Linked DNA regions of Homo sapiens: region 1 is linked to region 2. The links are chromatin contacts, found by Hi-C or POLR2A ChIA-PET in ENCODE. All regions are on one chromosome and are shown on one strand. The core of a region is the stretch at or near the end of the contact, and the rest is flanking DNA. Distances in the headings are between cores, read along the strand shown.

Region 1 (2,725 bases), core at 186-2,685, 340 kb before region 2:
TCTCTAATGTGTTCCTTGATTTATCTATTACCATCTGCGGATTTTCATCTGTTCTTTTTTGCCTTTTTTTTTTTTGAGACGGAGTTTTGCTCTTGTCACCCAGGCTGGAGTGCAATGGCGGGATCTCAGCTCACTGCAACCTCCGCCTCCCGGGTTCAAGCGATTCTCCTGCCTCAGCCTCCCGAGTATCTGGGATTACAAGCGCCCGCCACCACGCCCCGCTAATCTTTTTTGCTTTTTAAAATTATGAAATGCGGTATACACACAGAAAAGTGCGTGAACACACACATATGTACCATTTAATAGATAGTTATAAAATGATCCGCCCGCCTCAGCCTCCCAAAGTGCTGGGATTACAGGCGTGAGCCACCGCTTCCGGCCTCAGGAGAGGATTCGTGTTTGCTTCTCCCAACGTCCAGGGAAGCGACATTTCCTATTTGCTTTAGACTAAAATCTATACTTGAATTTTTTGTTTACTGTAGGTAATATTAACTAGGGTTGCAGTCCGTGGAGGGCCGACTATGCGAACGGTTTCTATGAACCATCCTTTGCTGAAGGCTGAAACCTCTTCGTCCCCTGGGAGAGTTCCTATTCAGGCCTTCTTGTAGTTAGTTCATCCTTGTGTTGACAGCTGTATTAGGGTTCTCCAGAGAGACGGATCCAGTAGGATATAGACGTAGATCCAGGACAGGAGATGGACTGGGGGAGCTGGCGTTTGCAATTACGGAGGCCGAGAAGTCTGTGAGCCGGAGACCCCGGGACTCGGGTAGCCGGGCTCAGCCCAGGTCGGAAGGCCTCAGAAGCGGGGAAGCGGATGGTGTGGCCCTCAGCACGACCCACCCCAAATCATGCCTTGCCAGGTTTCTGGGAATTCCTGGTCCAGCCCAGCTGGCACCTGACACTGGCCGTAACGGCAGGGCCACTGTTAGCTGTTAGCCTCAGGGCCCCAGGTTTAGGGGCGGTGTCTCCGTTGCACGTGCACCCCGAGCGCGCCCGCCACTCCCCACATCAGGAGCTCTGTTCCTCGGGTTCAGCAAACGCCCGGGCGAAAGCAATCTTAACATTCTGGGCTCCCGGCACCCAGACCTTGGGCTGATGCCCCTTGCTAGTGGGTCAGCTCTTTAGAAAATATATTCTAACTATTTCCATCAGCATTTCCACTTATTTTGTGCAGGAGAGTTGAACCCAAACCGTCTGGGTCGGGGTCGGTCAGGCCCCGCCCCCTGACGTCATCTCACCCCCACCCAATCCCCCGCGCCTACCTGCCTCCCGGCCCCTCCCCTTCCCGCCCCTCAATCCCAGCGCTCATCTCTGCGGCCACGCCCGCCCCTTCCCGCCACCCAATCCTAGCGCTTGTCTCTGCGGCCGGGCCCCGCCCCCACCCGCCCCCCGCCCAATCCTCGCGCGGACTCATGTTTGCCCGCTCGGCCGCCGTCTCTCGAGTCTCCGCCAGATCCGGGGCGGGTCCGCGGCCGCGGCGGGAACATGGAGGAGCTCCTGAGGCGCGAGCTGGGCTGCAGCTCTGTCAGGGCCACGGGCCACTCGGGGGGCGGGTGCATCAGCCAGGGCCGGAGCTACGACACGGATCAAGGACGAGTGTTCGTGAAAGTGAACCCCAAGGCGGAGGTCAGGCAGCGGGTCGGGCGGGCCGGGGGACCGGTTTCTTTCCGGAGAGGGTCGCGGGCCTCGGCGCGGGGCGCGGCCTGGGCTTCTCCCGCCGGAGGCCGTGGGTGGCTCTCCCGGGACTGCCGCCGCCGCCCCTTGCGGGGAACCCTTTGCGCGGGGCGAGCGGTGAACGGGGGCGGCGGAAGCGTCCGGGGCGTCCGGAGGAGTTTGCACCTGCGGGGAACTGTCCGGAGCAGGAACCGCGGCCGCCCCACACCTCCTGTTCTCCGTGAACTTTCTCTCGGGGGCGCTACGTGAAATGGGGCGGGACTGGCTGCTGCAGTCTTGCTCCCGGGGTTCCTGCCCTGCGGTGCTGGTTAAGTGGGGTCGTTCTAGCCGGGGAAGCTGCTTAAGTCCTCAGCTTAAGTGACTCTGGAGGTGTCCATCCCCCGTGAGCCTCGGTCAGTACGTTGTGAAACGGGGCGAAGGTGCTGCCCCCAGGCCAGCTGCTGCGCCTCACCACACCCTGGCATGCTCTGTCCTTCTGTTAGACTCATTCTCGGGCCGGGCGCGGTGGCTCACGCCTGTAATCCCAGCACTTTGGGAGACAGAGGTGGGTGGAGCGCGAAGTCAGGAGTTCGAGACCAGCCTGGCCAACAAGGTGAAACCCCCGTCTCTATTAAAAATACAAAAATTAGCTGGGCGTGGTGGCGGGCGCCTGTAATCCCAGCTACTCGGGAGGCTGAGGCAGAAGAATCGCTTGAACCCAGGAGGCAGAGGTTGCAGTGAGTCGAGATCGCGCCACTGCACTCCAGCCTGCTGGGTGACTGAATGAGACTCCGTCTCAAAAAAAAAAGAGTGTTCCTAGCAGCGGTGACATGGCAGCTGTGGTGGGGCTCTGAGGCTGAGGAGGTGGGGACTCTGAAGAACTGAAAGAAGGATGAAGACAGCTGGAAGTCAGGAGCACGAGGAGAGTGTGTGTGTCTATGTGTATGTTGTGTGTGTGTACGTTGTATGTGTGTATGTTTGTAATGTTTGTATGTTGTGTGTATGTATTGTGTGTCTGTGTGTGTGTAAGGGTGGAGCCCCAGGTGAGGATGGGAGAGTGGGCAGGGCAGTG
Region 2 (2,949 bases), core at 242-2,741:
AGAAACGCTTGAACCCGGGAGGCAGAGGTTGCGGTGAGCCGAGCTCGCGCCATTGTACTCCAGCCTGGGCAACGAGTGTGAAACTCCATTTCAAAAAATAAAAATTAAAAAAAAAATAAAACGAGTTCCCTAATTTATTTACAAATTTACCTTAGTTTGGATTTACTTAGAGGAAAAGAAGGAAATAATTTTTCTCAAGATCTACAAAATATAATGTTTCTATCAAAGATAGACCTTGATTCACCTGTTACCAATTTTAGTAAGACTGGAATAAAAAAGAAAAAAGGCTGGAAAAAAAACAAACAAAAAAACAAAAAACAGAAAACATGCTGAGCCTTTGGGCGACTGCTAATCCTACATCCCTGTGGTTGTTCCCTGCATCGGCCTATTGGCTGGGTCTGAACCCTGAGGGCCTTTGCTCCAGCCTCTGCCGGAGCACGGGGAAGGTGTTCGGGGCTTAAGGGCAGGTTTTTAGGGCACGTGTTTGGGGTAAGTGTGCTGGGCACACAGGCAGGTGTGTGGGCACGGAGGAGGTGTGCAGGTAGGTGTGTGGGATGCGCAGGCAGGTGTGCACGGCAGGTGCACGGGCAGGTATGGGGCACGGGCATGTATGCAGGACGCAGAGCAGGTGTGTGAAGCAGGTGTGCAGGCACAAGACGTGTGTGTGGGGCATGGGCAAGTGTGCCGGGAATGTGTGACGGCAGACGTGTGGGGTGCGAGGTTGTGTGGGGGCACACGGACAGGTGTGCAGGCAGGTGTGGGGCACGGGGAGGTGTGCAGACCAGGTGTGTGGGGTGCGGGAGCGAGGCAGGTGCGCGCGGCAGGTGCGCGGGGGCGAGTCAGGAGCGCGGGGCACGTGTGTGGGGTGTGGGGCAGGTGTGCGGGGGCGGGGCAGGTGTGCAGGGCAGGCGTGCAGGGGCAAGGCAGGTGCGTAAGAGCGAGGCAGATGCGCAGGTGCGCGGACCAGGTGTGTGAGGTGCGGGGGCAGGTGCGCGGGGGCGGGGCAGGTGCGCAGGAGCGAGGCGGGAGCGAGGCAGGTGTGCGGGCGCGGGGAAGGAGCGCGGGGCAGGCGGGCGGGGATGAGGCAGGTGCGCCGTTCCTCCACCCCACGACCAGGTGAGGGCGAACGGGGAACTGCCTGAGCTCCGAGCCCGGAAGCTTCAAAATCAGAACGAGGAAGGTCGGTGAGGAGGCCACGCTCGCGGGACGGGGGCAGGAAGCGCAGCCGGAGCTGCAGATCTCGGCCGCGCCCCGCGGGCTCCAATCCCGAGCGTCCCCCGCACGCGCAGCCGCGCTCGCCCGCGGGGCCTAAGGGCTGCTCAGGGCGGAGACCCCGTAGGTGAGCCCGAGAGGCGGTGCGGGGCTGCGAACCCCGGAGCGAGAGAGGACTGGAGGGCGGGGTGAGGGGACGCGAGGACCCAGCCTGCACGGCGGGGCACCCTCCCCGCTGGCACCTACCACGTGGGCCTGCATGGCCTGGCTCTCCTCGGACGCCCCGCCCACGCCGGCTCCGCTCATCCCGCCGCTTCGGCCTACGGCGCCTGCGCGGGCGGCACCAGGAGGCGGGTCTGAGGCCAGGCAATCTCCGATTGGTGCAGAGCGGCGTCCATAGGGGTGGGCCTCCCGGAGGGGCGTGGAAGGGGCGGGGCTGCTCGGCGCGGGGCGGGGCCGGGAGGTCGCCGCCTCAGTCTTCCGCCCTGGGCCACGCCCCGGTCCCGGGTCACCTCTCGGAGCCGCCTCCTTGGCCCGTGGAAGCCTCCTGCTCTCCCCTAGGGCGCGCGTCACAATCTCTGGTCCCCCGTAGACGCCGCCGCGGGGAAGGCGGGGCTGTGCGAGGGCGCCGCGCTGCAAACCCAAGCCAGGCGGCCTGGAGTTGCTGTAAAGCCTCAAGCAAGGCTGATATGTAAAAGGTCGTTGCATTTCACCCGGGCTGTGGGCTGTGCTACTTGACCGGGGAGGACGAGGGGACTGCAGGGCGTCCTTTCAGACAGACGCGGTAGGGAGAGCAGGGCGTGCAGGACACTTGACGGCCCCAGGAGAGGGGTGAGGCCCTGACCCCACCGGGGTGTCATCCAGGAGGAAGGGTGCCCGGGGCGAGGTCCCCCAGGAGAAGTGCCCAGGCCTGAGGCCTTGACCCCACTGAGATGTCCCCCCAGGAGGAGGGGTGCCCGGGGTTAGCTCCCCTAGGAGGAGGGGTACCCGGGAGTGAGGCCCTGACCCCACCGCGAGGTCCCCCAGGAGGAGGGGTGCCCAGGAGTGAGGCCCTGACCCCACCAGGAGGTCCTCCAGGAGGAGGGGTGCCCAGGAGTGAGGCCCTCACCCCACCGTGAGGTCCCCCAGAAGGAGGGGTGCCCAGGAGTGAGACCCTGACCCCACCAGGAGGTCCCCCAGGAGGAGGGGTGCCCGGGAGTGAGGCCCTGACCCCACCGCGAGGTCCCCCAGGAGGAGGGGTGCCCAGGAGTGAGGCCCTGACCCCACCAGGAGGTCCCCCAGGAGGAGGGGTGCCCGGGAGTGAGGCCCTGACCCCACCGCGAGGTCCCCCAGGAGGAGGGGTGCCCAGGAGTGAGACCCTGACCCCACCAGGAGGTCCCCCAGGAGGAGGGGTGCCCGGGAGTGAGGCCCTGACCCCACCGCGAGGTCCCCCAGGAGGAGGGGTGCCCGGGAGTGAGGCCCTGACCCCACCGTGAGGTCCTCCAGGAGGAGGGGTGCCCGGGAGTGAGGCCCTGACCCCACCGTGAGGTCCCCCAGGAGAAGGGGTGCCTGGGGAAAGACATGACCTCAGTAGCTCCGGGTACCCTCCACCTTTGCCCTCATTTCCGCCTCCGCATGCAGCCTTGGGAACTGCAGGGCTGGGAACCCGGAGAAGGCGGCCGGGCTCTGGGGGAGCTCAGAGGTGGCCTTCCCTGCCAGGAACACAGGCCAGGCCCCATCCCTATCTAACCTTATACT

Evidence for each region. A loop is a pair of places that touch in the nucleus more often than their neighbours do. ChIA-PET counts read pairs that join two places held with the same protein, here RNA polymerase II (POLR2A). Pooled maps may share reads with other maps.
Region 1: a map of naive thymus-derived CD4-positive, alpha-beta T cell shows a loop between it and region 2 (13-fold over the local background). The contact joins the promoter of FN3KRP here to the promoter of QTGAL in region 2. A Hi-C loop is called at or near these places in 1 of 168 maps with a recorded cell type or tissue (naive thymus-derived CD4-positive, alpha-beta T cell), 6 of 37 single-sample maps with no recorded cell type and 11 of 50 pooled maps. POLR2A ChIA-PET finds 5 or more read pairs at or near these places in 3 of 52 experiments (A673, CD8-positive, alpha-beta memory T cell and HEK293).

Annotation. Positions count from the first base shown.
Region 1 is chr17:82,715,271-82,717,995 of GRCh38, forward strand. It overlaps FN3KRP (fructosamine 3 kinase related protein), which reads left to right and starts at 1,436. Exons shown (of 6, transcript NM_024619.4): 1 at 1,436-1,626. The coding sequence starts at 1,486. LOC101929552 (a long non-coding RNA gene) reads right to left here and starts at 983. Exons shown (of 2, transcript NR_136400.1): 1 at 297-983. RefSeq lists silencers at 1,253-1,492, 1,513-1,592, 1,673-1,762.
Region 2 is chr17:83,050,279-83,053,227 of GRCh38, forward strand. QTGAL (queuosine-tRNA galactosyltransferase) reads right to left here and starts at 1,492. Exons shown (of 13, transcript NM_001009905.3): 1 at 1,459-1,492. The coding sequence starts at 1,473. It overlaps LOC124904094, which reads left to right and starts at 909. Exons shown (of 4, transcript XR_007065967.1): 1 at 909-967.